Regions from separate parts of the Homo sapiens genome. Here region 1 is linked to region 2. Evidence: chromatin contacts called from ENCODE Hi-C or POLR2A ChIA-PET data. All regions are on one chromosome and are shown on one strand. Each heading gives the region's core, a stretch centred on a gene start or an enhancer-like site at or near the end of the contact. The rest is flanking DNA. Distances are from core to core; before and after follow the strand shown. Region 1 overlaps CEP164 (centrosomal protein 164). Region 2 holds the start of RNF214 (ring finger protein 214).

What was found. Hi-C counts contacts between places; a loop is a spot of excess contacts on that map. ChIA-PET counts read pairs that join two places held with the same protein, here RNA polymerase II (POLR2A).
Region 1: a loop to region 2 is called in a map of MCF 10A, with 4 times the contacts of the local background. The contact joins the enhancer-like site here to the promoter of RNF214 in region 2. A Hi-C loop is called at or near these places in 1 of 168 maps with a recorded cell type or tissue (MCF 10A). POLR2A ChIA-PET finds 5 or more read pairs at or near these places in 2 of 52 experiments (AG04449 and RWPE1).

The regions. Positions count from the first base shown.
Region 1 is chr11:117,377,670-117,380,502 of GRCh38, reverse strand. The region is part of intron 11 of CEP164 (centrosomal protein 164); the gene reads right to left. Among named protein-coding and RNA genes, the nearest start is that of CEP164, 51 kb to the right of the region's middle. Within about 2 kb of position 1,303, at least 3 of the 41 ENCODE cell types and tissues checked have a DNase peak (open chromatin) inside an H3K27ac peak, as active enhancers do.
Region 2 is chr11:117,231,392-117,234,638 of GRCh38, reverse strand. RNF214 (ring finger protein 214) reads right to left here and starts at 1,968. Exons shown (of 15, transcript NM_207343.4): 1 at 1,913-1,968; 2 at 260-372. The coding sequence starts at 366. It overlaps PCSK7 (proprotein convertase subtilisin/kexin type 7), which reads left to right and starts at 2,566. Exons shown (of 17, transcript NM_004716.4): 1 at 2,566-2,612. RefSeq lists silencers at 1,829-2,168, 2,379-2,528 and an enhancer at 2,719-2,768.

The sequences.
Region 1 (2,833 bases), core at 54-2,553, 150 kb before region 2:
AAGATGGGACCATACGGGACGTAGAACAGAAGGTTGATCTACTGCACAGTGAAGCTTCCCCAAGCTTTGGCTAGGTTCACAGCTGCTCCCTGGGTCAGCCTTGAGGCCTGGGGAAGATGTGGCAGAAGACCACAGCCACTACACAGAGAGTCAGGAGCCAGAGGCTGAAGGAGAACACACAAGAAAAAGAAAATCCTGCCTCCTGCTGCTGGAAGCCTGCACTGTGAGCTGTGCAGAGAAAGCAGAGAAATCCATGAGTACCCCAAATCCACAGAGGCCCAGATTAGCAGTGCCAGTGAATGACAAGCGTGCTGAAATTACGAGGGCAGAATCGGGGGCCACAGGCAAGCACATGAGAAAGGATAAGTCCTGGAGAGATGGAGTCCTGGTAGAATGAGAGAGACAGCTGTGCCAGAGACAAAAAGGGCACCACCTGGCACCTGGAGGAAGGAAGACAAAGTGCTCCTTCGCTACATTCAGGGTCCCCGCAAGCACCCTGGCCCCATCAGCAGACAATGATGCCCCCTTCCCAGTCAGCAATTACATCATCCATCAAAAACAAAACAAAACAGAACAAAAATCTCATTTTAAAGCTTGGGTGACTAGTGACATTTAGCAAGTTGGTTTAAAAAAAAAAAAAAAAAAAAAAAGGAAGAACTATTCTTTGAGGCAAGGTCTCACTTTGTCACCCAGCCTGGAGGGGAGAAATATTCATGATCATTTCAAATATTTTCCACAGAGGTACAGTAGTGTAGTCGGCCTGGGGTCAACCCTTTGTTCTAGCTCTTCCTGCCTAGGAAGTCTGTCTCCTCCACTGTATAAAATGGGATAGCAAACTGCAACTCACAGGGCTTCTGGTGAGGATTAAATCAGCTCATATACGTAAGGCCCAGCTCGTGACCCAAAGAAGGCACGCCATCAATGTTAGCTCCTCTTCCCACATTCCTCTCCCTCTCCCCCAGCCTAAGGTAAAAAACAAAAAGAAAAGACTCTGCCAGTGCCAGTCCCCATCCTAGGACCTGCACTCCTTCTGTCACACCGACAGGAGCCCCGTCTGTTCTGGGACACAGGGTCAACAGGAGAGGTGGGGCGGGAGACAGCTCACTCCATCTTTCCCAGTAGGGTCCCCAGCCCTGTGCCCACAGCCCCCATACCTCTCCACTGGCAGCCTAAGCCCCAGCAGCTGTGGCTAACCCTGCCATCTGGATGGGTGAGGAAGGGCAGGGCTTGAACTAAAACCCAGCTCCCCCAAATTACATTAAAAATAGAAATGCTGCCTGTGAGTACCTCCCGGTGCCTGTAGCAGAAGGGCTCCCTGCCAGGGCTGCCACTCCTCATCACATCAGCACGGGCAGAGCCTGCAGACAATGGCAGGGCACGCAGCCTTTCCTGCCCCACCTCTTTCCCCTTCGAGGGTGCAACTCACAACTTGTCTTCCCCCACAGACCACACCATGCTCATCAAATATCTCCCTCTCTCACCTGTCGAGGTGACAGGCCCACTCCATTTAACAAACTAAAATATAAGATGAGTAATGAAGTGGGGGTGATAGTAATAAAAATAGGGGGACTGAGCCCTGAGTCAGAAAGGACTCCGGGGCTATCAGCCATACACCATAAGAAAAAAGGCAGCAGACAGGAGGGCTGGCTGCAGACCATGGCTTTCTGGCCTCTGCCTTCTTGTTTCACCTATATTTCTGTGAGAAACTGAACTATCCCCCACTGACAGAGAAAAGGGGATCCTCGGGGAAATACCCAGATGGACGGTCCTCTTGATAGAGAGGGTCCTCTTCCTTAACTTTTTTGCTCCAGAAAAGGAAGCAAAGGATCCAGATGAGGAAAGCAGCCAAGGTCAGCATTCTTCAGAAAGGGGAGACAATCGCACATCCTAAGCCTCTGGCCTAAAATACCATTTCCCTCTCCTTAACTTGGCTCTAGGGTCTTGTTTTCATTTAAGATGCAGTCCTCAGTTAAATAAACCATGGTGTATTCATACAGCAGAAGACTGTGCAGCCAACAAAAAGAATATGGTAGATCTAAATGAAATAACTCAGAAATAAGTCAAGTGCCTATTCTCAAATTTAAAGAGCACATCACCATGCAGTTTAGGTAGCACAATCCCAATTTTTATGGGAAGAAAAAAGATAAGAGAAAATAGATATATGCTTATATGTACACAGAAAATTTTCTGGAAAGGTACATGAAAAATGTGAATGGGAACTATCCATAGTCCCTGCCTGTGTAAGGCTACAGGAAGCTGAGAACTTGGATCTTCTGTATTACTTGAAACAATTTTATAATCACTTTTCTAATTCATTATGAAATGTATTATGTTTGCCGAGCACGGTGGCTCATGCCTGTAATCCCAGCACTTTGGGGGGCCAAGGCGGGCAGATCACCTGAGGTCAAGAGTTCGAGACCAGCCTGGCCAACATGGGGAAACCTCATCTCTACTAAAAATACAAAAAAAAAAAAATTAGCCGGGCATGGTGGTGGATGCCTGTAGTCCCAGCTACTTGGGGAGGCTGAGACAGGAGAATCGCTTGAACCCAGGAGATGGAGGTTGCAGTGAGCCAAGATCATGACACTGCACTCCAGCCTAGGTAACAGAGGGAAACTCCATCTCAAAAAAAGAAAGAAAAGAAAAGAAAGAAAGAAAGAAATGTATTATGTCTAATTCATTATAATCGTTTTTTGTGGTGATGGTTGTGAAGGTATATAATACGGTAAAACTTATCAAATAAATGTGCAGTTTATTGTATGTCAATTTTATCTCAATAAAGCTGCATTGCAAATATTTTAAATGAACAAAAACTAGTATAGCTCAGTTATAA
Region 2 (3,247 bases), core at 719-3,218:
AGGGCTGGAAAATGTTTGCATTTTTTAATGAGTTTGACCCCATGTATTCTATTCTATTTATTCCCCAAACATTTAGCATGCCTGCTGAGTATCAGGTGCTGTGTTGGATACCAGAAATACAAAGATAGATCAGACAGTCCTGTACCTTTAAAAAGCTAGTGCAGTGCCATCAGAGCCAAAAAGAAAGACCAGCTACACAAGACCATCTCAAAAACCCTTTACCCAAATGAATCTTCCCAGTCAGGAGTCCACACATTACCTTAGACCATCTGGGAGACCTTCGTCTGATTTGGAAGCACATAAACTAGAAGATTCCGGAGGACTGGGGGCATTGGCCACAACACCAGCAACCTCAGACGCTGCCATTATGCTCTGTACATTCAGAAACAAATTACAGGCTACAAGTTTCCAAAGTTTAAAACAAATGTATCTCTCCCCCCTCAGAATGTCCACACAACAGAGCTGTCGCAGTAAAGAAACACAAAAACCTGGGCTCCGGGAGAAAATACTTAAGAGTACTAAAAGAGACATTGTATGCAAAGTCCTAGTGTCCTAGTGGGCAGCAATCCTCAGGAGTCACTGTATTTACATAAATATCTAGGAGTCTGTGCAAAGATCTTATTTTCACTTTTGGCAGAAATGTAGTCATTTCAAACAATACATCTTAGTCTGCCAGGATCTTCCAAGTGGTCCCAGGCCTACCTTGTCTGCTATCATTTTTAATAAAAGACGTACTTTTCGGCCTAGTATCAATCAGATCTCATGTTTTTAAATCACTTTATGGCTGTTACATTCAAAGCATTCTCCATTAATTTAAGGGAAGTTTTTGGAGGTGTCTGCCTGTAAGTCAACAAGTAATGCAATACTGGGCAATCCAGGGTGCATATTTTACTGTCAGCGTGCTCCCCACAGATGGGAAAGGCCTGATACCCACTAACTGAGCAAAGAACAGACTCTTCAGAGTGACTAGTGGTGCAAAAAAGAATCCTGGGTTCTCTAGCGTGAAAAAGTCAAGGTAAAAAACATGGTAACACAAGTAAGGGAACTGGGACGGACGCCTTTTTTAAAAATCAAAAGGTCATCTTTTATGCCGCAGAGCAAACTTATGACCTTATGAGGAGAAAAGAAAATCAAAATACTTGGGAGGTGGGGATGAACATCGGGTTAGTTTGCATTCTTGCTTTTATTTTAACAGCATCACACGTATTCCCCCCCGGAACACTGAAGAGCGCATAGGGCAGATAGGTAGATGGGGCTGTGTCAACACCTCAGTCACAGCCCACAGACCCTCTGTGCCTCAGTTTCCCTCATTATACAAAGCTCCTGGGAGAAAATGGGCCCAAACCGCCATTGCTGCTCCCTCAGGTGCAAACATCCCGTCTCCAACATAGCCCAGGGCTGGGGGGTCCTCTGCGCCCGGTGAACGAAACCCCAGGACAAGGGCCATGCATGCAACTCCGTGGCTAGAGAGCCCGTGGCGCGGGTAGGAACAGCTGGCTGGAGGGTCGAGTGTACCAAAAAGAACTCCGCAACCCGGGGCGACCACCAGCGAAGCAGGGGCGCCGGAGCCACGGGTCCTCGGGCGAGAACAGGGGACAGACGGGAAGGGGACAATGGGGGGAAGCGGCGCTGGGTGGCCTTGGCCACCCCCCACAGGGGACTGCTAGGCTGGCCGCTGGCTCGGACCAGACCCCCCTCCACCCCTTCCCCTCGGTCCCCCCACCCCGCTGCCAGCCACCCCCCCGTCCCACTTCTAGGCCGGGACCCCCGCCTCGGTTCTCACAGCACCCTCCACGCCCCCCACCCGACCCCCATGCCCGGCCCTCGCCCCGCAACCCCCACCCACGCTCGCCCCGCACACACCTCCCGCGCCGCGCCCCCGGGAGGAAAGTGGGGGAGGGACGGGACGCACCTGAGCGGGCGGAGCGGGGGGAGGGGGCGGCCGAGCCACGGGGGGAGGGGTCGAGCGCCGGCCCGCGCGCGGCACCTCCCACTTCCGGCGGCACGAGCGGAGGGGGCGAGGCTCCGGCCGCGAGAGGAGAGGCCGCGGTGGCGCCGCGCCGCCCCCGACGGCGCCCTCTGGCGGCGACAGCTGGCGCCGCCGGGGCACGGGGATGCTGCGGGAGACCCCTGAGATACAAGTGGACTCTCCCGGGGCGCGGGGAAGAAGGGAGAGCCGACTGCGAGAAGGAAGGCGACCTGGGTGGGCAGGATCCCCTCTGGGAAGATTACAGGGACAGTCGGGGCCATGGCGGTCAGAAGGAGAAGAGCAACGAGTGGCTTTTAAAGGTCGGAACCGAAATGCCCTTTACAGAGGACGCCATGAAGGAGAGCCTTCTGAAGAGGGACCATGTGGAAGATGCCCCGAGGACTCGGGGAGGCGGAGCCCGCGGGTTCAGCCCCCAGCGCCCGCACGGCCCCTGCCTGCGTAGGCCGCCCGCGGGAGCCGGACCCCGGGCGCCGGTTGCTGTGGCCCGCGGGGGTCGCCGGGCCGCAGGCGCCGCGCTGATTGGCTGCGCCGCGGGCGGAAGTGATGCTGCTGTCACTGCTCCTCCGGCTCCCGGGAAGCCGCGAGTTTCCGCAGGGAGGCGGCGGCAGCTGCGGCGGGGCCGGTGAGTTGGGAACTAGGTGTGGGGCTGGACCTGGGTGGTCAGGGGGCCCCAGAAGTGGGGGAAGCCGGCGTCTGAGGATGAGGGAGCTGCACAGAGGGTGCCTGAGGTCCTGGCGTGGGGGACCAAGGAGATGGGGCCCCAGGGCCCAGAATTCCTGGATAATGTGGGTGCTAATGAGGAGAGGGGCACATTGCACGGAGCGATCGAGGCCGACGGAGGGAGAATCGGGAAACTGACCCGGTACCCAAGCTGGCTTCTAGGAGCCGGGTGTGGAACAGCGAGGACAGTAGCTTGGGAGCAGGATCTTGGACTCCAGGCTGCCCATTCTCTTCTTCCTTGTCAATTAAGAGCTGTAAAGGGAGGCCTAGCCGTTGGGAGAGGTTGAGACCTGCTTTCAGAAGGCATTTAAGGTTCCTTTCCCAGAAGCCTGGGGGATAAAAATGCTGCTTTGCCACTAGTAGACAGAAGGAGCTCCTGCTTCTCTTTCTTCCTGACATCTGTGGTGGGATCTACTGAGTCTGAAGGAGTCTGCCTAGCGGGGCCACTGTCTGGCTAACAAGGGTTTTGTTTGTTAGTTTGTTTACTTAGTAGAGTATGCAGACTGGGGAAGACACCTAAATATCTTGGGAGAATTG